Linked DNA regions of Homo sapiens: all the other regions are linked to region 1. A link is an interaction called in ENCODE POLR2A ChIA-PET data of the cell type or tissue named here. Cell type or tissue: OCI-LY7. All regions are shown on one strand.

What was found. Peaks named below come from ENCODE experiments on the same cell type or tissue, not always from the same donor. Only the 100,000 strongest peaks of a DNase experiment are listed, where the experiment ranks them.
Region 2: POLR2A ChIA-PET joins it to region 1 with 6 read pairs; 2 of 35 experiments call an interaction of 5 or more read pairs at or near these places.
Region 3: POLR2A ChIA-PET joins it to region 1 with 5 read pairs; 4 of 35 experiments call an interaction of 5 or more read pairs at or near these places.

The regions. Positions count from the first base shown.
Region 1 is chr12:92,407,264-92,409,763 of GRCh38, reverse strand. No RefSeq gene overlaps it. Among named protein-coding and RNA genes, the nearest start is that of CLLU1, 13 kb to the left of the region's middle. In OCI-LY7, CTCF peaks have their summits at 1,267 and 1,466; a DNase peak (open chromatin) is centred at 1,493; H3K27ac peaks cover 1,132 bases.
Region 2 is chr12:93,411,545-93,414,044 of GRCh38, reverse strand. The region is part of intron 1 of UBE2N (ubiquitin conjugating enzyme E2 N); the gene reads left to right. Among named protein-coding and RNA genes, the nearest start is that of UBE2N, 29 kb to the left of the region's middle. In OCI-LY7, no CTCF peak of the experiment used is centred here; no DNase peak of the experiment used is centred here.
Region 3 is chr12:92,470,574-92,473,073 of GRCh38, reverse strand. All of the region lies in intron 1 of LINC02397 (long intergenic non-protein coding RNA 2397), which reads right to left. Among named protein-coding and RNA genes, the nearest start is that of LINC02397, 5.1 kb to the right of the region's middle. In OCI-LY7, no CTCF peak of the experiment used is centred here; DNase peaks (open chromatin) are centred at 85, 1,283 and 2,323; H3K4me3 peaks cover 2,500 bases; H3K27ac peaks cover 2,500 bases.

The sequences.
Region 1 (2,500 bases):
GTTTAAAAACAAAAACAAAACAAAGATAGGAAGATTATTCTGGATAACCTGGTGGGTGCAACATAATGATTTGAGCCCTTAAAAGTAGAGAACACTGTCTTGCTGGAATCAGTGATGCAGCAGAAGGAAAAGTCAGAGAGACCCAATGTATAAGAGGGATTCGTTCACCAATGCTGGGGAGGATTACAGGTAAAGCATGAGGAAGGATGTAGGCAGTCTCTAGGAGCAAAACCTGGTCCTTGGCTGACATCCAGCAAGGCAATGGGAACTTCAGTCCTAGAATCACAAGAAACTGGATTTGGCCAACAACCTGAATGATGCTGGAAGAACATTCTTCTCCAGAGACTCCAGTACAGAGCTCAGCCCTACTGGCAACTTGATTTTGGCCATATGAGCCCCTAACAGAGGACCCAGTTGAGTTCATTCAGCCTTTTAACCCACAGAAGCTTTGAAGTAGTAAATTTGGGTGGTTTTATGCCATTAAGTTAGTCACAGTTTGTCACAGCAGCAACAGAATACTAATTCAGTCAAGAGCTGGCCAGTCAGACGTTCTTTTCCAGGAATTGGAATATTTAGCTACCTGATACAGGGACCAAGACATTTTGAAGATGGTCCATTCCAACAGTAGCATCTTGGAGACATCACATCCACATGCTCTGGTCCCTGTCCTTTCGAAAGCCTGGTAATTCACCTTTCTTTGAGTTACCTCTCAACTTTTTTGTTATTATTATTATGTTAGCTCACTAGAATCAGATTTTCTTCCCTATGACAAATAACCCTACCTAGTACAAGGGTAGATAAGTAGCAGAGCTCAGAGCTGCCATGATGCTCTGGGAGATGGGGTGCATTGACACCTCCCATGTTTACAAATACTTCTCAAGCAGCTAAGCAAGGCTGTGACCTGCCAGCTCAGTTGTAAGTTCACTAGACAAGTGCCATTGTCTAAAGGTCTTTAGGGCCAGACTCAGAGTAAGCCATGCACATTCCTCCTAATTTAACTGTAGCTGGGTTTCCTATTCAATTAGAGGAGAACTTATTGAAGAATAGTCTCTAAGGAGAAAGAGGAACTGTTCCTTCAGTGCATTGATTTTTATAGTGTGAAAGCAAACAGGTTTTTATGTGTGTCCAGGAATATATTGGGGGTTATAAGGTTTTTTTTTAATTAGGATATTCTCAAAATCTGCTTTGCTTCTTGATCCAAAAGTCAAAGAATGTCAAGATGAGTAGACATTAAACAATAATGAGTTTAATCTCTCATCAAGTACTTAAATTCTGCCCTCTGTATTCATCATAACAGGGTGACTGCTTTAACAAAAACTTCAAAATTTTATTGGCTTCACCTCAATGAAGCTTATTTTTCACTTATGTCTTATTTCATTGCAGATTAGCAGGAAGAGGCTATGCCATTCAGGGATACAAGTTCCTTCCATCTTGTGGCTCTTCCTTCTTCTAGATAACCAAAGTATTCCCCTTTCAGCCAGCAGATGGGGCAAGGGGGTGAGGCTCACACAAAGGGTTGGTAGGGTGGAAGGGGCAGTTAAAGGGCAGCCTGGATTTGGCAGGTACCACTGTCACTTACATTTCATCAGCCAGAACTCAGCCACCAGCCCACACCTAACAGCAAGGAGACTGGCACATGCAGTCCAAGTGTACAACCAGGAAAAAGAGGAGAACATAGATAGTGGAGAAAACTAGCTATCTCTGCTTTAGCCTTCCAAGTGGTTATATGACCTCCCCTAACATTCTTCTAGTGACAGGGAACTCATTACTTTTTTTGAGTAAGATAATGTATTTCACCTTTAAACATCCTGGGCAGTTAGGGAGTTTTTCTTTTGTTGAGTTGAACTATATTTTGCTGCATTGTCAAGATAAGCTAATACTTAAGACATAGGCTCTAGAGCCAGACTGCTTGAGTTTGTATCCAAACTCCATCAACTTGGGACAATTATTTCTCAGAGTCTGTTTCCTCATAAATTAATGCATGTATTGCATGGCTTGTGCCTGACATGTAATACATTCTCAATAAACATTAGTGCTTAATGTACCATATATTGGTGCTTGTTTTAACCTTTGTATTCATACAGGTACATCCTTGTCCTTGTCCTTGGATATTTAAAGGTATCTCTGACCCTATTCTAAGTATCTTCCAGAATCTTCAGCTGTTACTCAAGTGAACTCATTTAGCGTCCCTTTCCAATTCTGGTCACTATTCTCAGACTGGGGTTCAGTGTGTCTATAGCCCTTTGAAGAATATGGTGTTCTTATCAGATTACAAGATTCTTTTTTTTTTTTTTTTTTTTTTTTTTTTGAGACAGAGTCTCGCCCTGTCGCCCAGGCTGGAGTGCAGTGGCACATTCTCGGCTCACTGCAAGCTCCACCTTCCGGGTTCACACCATTCTCCTGCCTGTCTCCCAAGTAGCTGGGACTACAGGTGCCTGCCACCACACCTGGCTAATTTTTTGTATTTTTAGTAGAGATGGGGTTTCACCACATTAGCCAG
Region 2 (2,500 bases), 1.0 Mb before region 1:
GGATTACAGGCACGTGCCACCATGCCCGGCTGATTTTGTATTTTTAGTAGAGATGGGATTTCTCCATGTTGATCAGGCTGGTCTCGAACTCCTGACCTGAGGTGATCCACCCGCCTCGGCCTCCCAAAGTGCTGGGATTACAGGCGTGAGCCACCGCACCCGGCTCAGGACTATGACTTTTAAAGGGTCTGTGGATAATAGACCTGCGAGGGAGGTAGTGAGGTCAGAAGCAGGAAGAACAGGTTAGGAGGCTGTTGTAGTATGCCAGGTCAGAGCTGATGGTTGCTTGGATCAGAGGTGTAGCAGTGGAATGGTGAGAAACAGTCCAATCATGAGTAGAATTTGAAGTATAAAAAAAACCAATTTGCCAATCAGGCTAGATGTGTGTGGCATATGAAGGAAAAGGTGGATCATTTGGAAAGATGGGTTTGCCAGTAACTGATGTGGGGAAGACTTTATGGGAGGAGCAAAGGTTGGGGATAGGGAGGTCATGTTAAGTTTGGGATGCTTATTAGACATTCAAGAGTGTATATCAAGCAGGTAGTTATAGAGGCAAGAGGCACGATGAGGGGAGAGGTCTGGGCTAGATATGAATTAGGGGAGGCTTCAGCTTATAGAGTGTGTTTAGTATTTAAATTCATTGCATTACATGAGATCACTGTGGAAATGTATAAACAGAGAGGAAGCCCTAGAATAGAGCCCCAGTGCATTTCAGTGTTGCGATGTTGGGAGATAGAAGAAACCAACAAGGAAACTAAAGGAAGCTGCTGCCAGACAAGGAGGAAGAGAGCCATGAGAATGTTTATAGGAAGTTAGATAAAGCTTTGCAAAGAGGAAGGAGACCAGCTGGATAAGATGTCGCATTTAGGTAAGATAAAGATTAAGCACTGGACATTTGATTTAACCTTGTGGAAATCATTGGTGACCTTAACAAACAAGTTAGCGATAACTACAGCTTGATTGGAGGGTATGTTCAAGACAGAAGAGGAGGAGAGAAATTGGAGACAAGCAAAGTAGAGGTTCCTCTTCAAAGACTTTCCTCCCCATCTAATTAGGAATAAATAGTAACTTCTCTTAGAAGCAAAATTTATTCGAAGACCTGTGCAAACATTCTTAAATATTTGCTAGCCATAATAAAGAAATCAATATACTTTATGTTCTTAGCTCCCACAATTTAGCCTAAATATTTGCCCTGGCATGCTTATACTGGTCCAAGCAAGCATTAGGTCATAGCCTGTTCCTCTTCCTTATTTAAAAGTGTTTTTACCTTTCTCAGCATTCCACAAGTTACTTCCTCCTTCCTTTGTTCCCCTCTACCTTTACCTCTTTTAAAAAGTTCTAAGTTGCTAGCCAGTCAGGACAAATACAGAATGTGAGATCCCGTTCCAGCCAGTGGAAACCGGACACAGCAGTAGGGTGGACGCGTCAGGTTATAAATGACCCTGTCTCCTTTGTTCAGTATACTCTTGTGGCAAAACTCCTGGCGAGTGTACCCTTTCTGCAGGAAGTAAAAATGGCTTTACTAAATAAATTAAATTTATGTTCAAGTGCTATTTCTTTATGGTACCGAAGAACAAACATTTCAGAGATCAGTAAGATCTAGTGCTCAAGACCGATTGGCCCTAGCCAAGAGTACGTGACATTTCATCTATACAGGAGAAAAACCAGAGTGTATGGGTGCAGATGCAGGGAAATGTCCAAATGCTACAGTGGGAACTGATGGAAGTATCTAACTTGTCATGAAATAGGAAGCAGGACATCAGCCACAAGTGAGGATGGGGATGGAGATGCTGGAGGTTTGAAGAGAGAAGAGAAATAATAATAATACAATTATTTAGGGGAGAGGGAGAATGATGAAAAAGAGAACTAATGGTATGATTGTTGGGAGTATTAAGGGTTCCTCTGAAGTTAATTGTCAATTTTAGAGTAATCAGCATTGTTAAATATATTTCTTTAGTCCTGTTCAGGTACCTGGGCCTCTTCTTATCTCCTTTCTTTAGTCCGTTACATTTTTCAGAGGGGAGGTTTTCAGTGGGTTTAAAAACTAATTTTTGGCCGAGTGTGTTGGCCCATACCTGTAATCTCAGCACTTTGGGAAGCCAAGGCGAGCAAATCACTTGAGGCCAGGAGTTCAAGACCAGCCTGGCCAACAGGGTGATACCGTCTCTACTAAAAATACAAAAATTAGCTAGGTGTGGTGGCGCACACCTGTAATCCCAGCTACTCAGGAGGCCGAGTTGGGAGGATCACCTGGGCCCAGGGAGGTCGAGGCTGCAGTGAGCCAAGATCTTGCCACTGCACTCCAGCGTGAGTGACAAAGTGAGATCTTGTCTCAAAAACAAACAAACAAGCCAAAAAAAACCACCAAAAAAGCTAATTTTACTTTTTAAATAGCTTGGTTTTGGTTGAGTTTAGAGCAAGTTGCCTTACTTATGTAATCCTAATGTTACTTTATTTTACTTGAGTAAAAAATCAGTTTTATTAAGCTAATTTTATTAAC
Region 3 (2,500 bases), 63 kb before region 1:
TTTTGAGACACAGAATGAATCTTTTCATCAGATGGTATGGAAGACCACTGATGCATTCATGAGCACTCCTGGAGCTGGTCTCCCTCTGATCTTAGAAACGGACAAGACAACATCTAAAAGGAAACCAACAGACTTGCAGACCTAATTCACTAAACTCTAAATAACACAGCCATGTGCTTCTTTGTTCTTCATAGTTTAATCATCCATGGAAATTTCCAGAGGTAAATTAAGACTATGAGGACCAATGTTAAAAATACTGTGAAAACATCCCAGAGCATGCTGACGTGTGGAATTCATACTTTAAAACTCGTAAGGGGCAATCTTATGCCTCATAAGGAGGCATAAGACCTCCTTACGGTCTTGCCTTATACCATAACAAAGTGGACCTTTGTGTATTATATGTAGTTAAGACTAGTTTTTATATATATATTTTCTTCTTGAAAAATGCATAGGTTTATTCCAGATTTGAATGTTTTAGAATTTTTTTTCCTTAAATTTGCAGACAGAGACGTGAATCAGGAACCAGGCCCCAGAATCCAGAATATGTCTCTTAGTTTTTCTGAGACATGATTTCTTCAGTTGTAACATTAGGAGACTGAAGTAAGTAGTCTCTAGAACAGTTAGTGTTATAACATTTTATGGTTCTAAAGTTCAAGTGGCTTTAAAAAAATTATTTATATAAGACTCAGTTACTAGTCAGCATATATCCCTAGATTTCAGCATTTTTCTGCCATGATGTAAAAGAATATTTGAATTACGTACTCAGTACTCTCAGTACTGGAATCTTAGACAGGCTTCAGTTTGCCTATTTATTTCTACTTAATTATCTTCCACTAAATTTGCTTCTCTTTTATTAAAGATTTTTAAAAATTGTATGAACATCTTAGTTACAAGGCTAAAAACCTTGAAGTTTTCTTCAATTGTTTATGTTCATTCACCCCTAATATTAAATCAATCACACAGTTCTCTTGGGTGCACCTCTGTGAAGGGTAAGACTACTTTTACAAAACAGAATTGTAGAATTGGAAGTGATTTCCTTTCACTGCCCCACCAATATTGTAGAATTGCTTTGAGGATTTGAAGAAATATATCCACCATTTCCCAAGAAAAAAAAACACATATACAATTTTTCATATAATTTCCAGGGATTCAAAGACTTTACCTAAAGTTCTTCCATGGATATCAGATTAAGAATCCCTCGTATAGGCCAAATGTTTTCAAAGTCAGAATTTCACTCAATAACAGCCCTGGCAGGTGGCTTTCTGATTCTGCATCTAGTGACTGAGAATGCTCATTTTGGGCACTTTCTCTTCCCTTATTTGTAATGAAACTGTTATTGTTGAAGAACTTATTTGGGGTTAAAATATTTGCCCCAGTTGACCACAGGTCTTCATTATTTGAAGGTATCTCCTATATCCCACACAAATCTTCTATTTTTCATGTTAAATATTTACCATCTGTGTCTTTTCTTGCATGGCTTCCAGACTCTTTCCTATCCTGGTCATTTTCCTCTAGACAGTCCTTAAGTGTCTTGACTTAATTTTGGTTCATTGAAATGAATAACATTTTTTATACTTGATATGAATAACCAATGCAAAATTCCTGGAAAATTTCTTTCATTTCAGGCACAGAGGAAAGGACTTGAACTGCCTAACATTGGCTAACATGTTGGTTTTGATCTTTGCTAGCCATTTTGACTTAGTGCTGGTTACTTAACCTCCTCCATTTTTTTCATCTGTAAAATGGGAATAGTTACACCTTCATTATAAATTTGTTATTTTAGCAGATAGTAGGTACTCAATAAATGGTAGATATTATTTCTACTCTTAATTCAGATTATTTGGGATATTTTGAAAGAAACATCATATTGAAGACAGACAAATATAATCTCCAAACTATTTTTAACCAACATTAAACTTGGCCTTTCCTACCGCAAAGTCATGATATTAAATTTTTTATTGAAGTACAAAATGTGATAATTACTTAATATTGCTAAATTGTTTTGTATTGGGTTTGGCTCATATGGCAGGCTTCTGAGATATTGCTAACCTCTGATCCTGTCATTCAGTGTGTGTTACCTGTCCTTCTTACTCTTGTGATCTTCAGGCAGGTGTACAGGCAAGGACCAAACTCCCCAAGACACATTAGCCACTTTTTCCAGAGTTGACATTAATTCACTAAACGACTTTCTATTGTGACCAGAGTTGTCATGTACCTTGCTGACAAAATGATACTAAGCATGTGGGATTTCCCTGACCGAATTATTTAAATAAAAAAGTGGGGGCGGGGGGGAAGAAAGAAAGAAATTGACATTGGTGTGAAACGATTTGTTTTGTGTGAGCTCATGCTGACTCAGTTGTTGAACTAAATCCTTTTCAAGTCCCCTAGTGATAAGAAAACTATAGGAAGAAGGCAGGGACTGTACCTTATTTGCACAGAGTCAAACAGATTTTGAGGTCCCTACATGTATAATAGATCATTTCTTTGACTTGCAGATCAG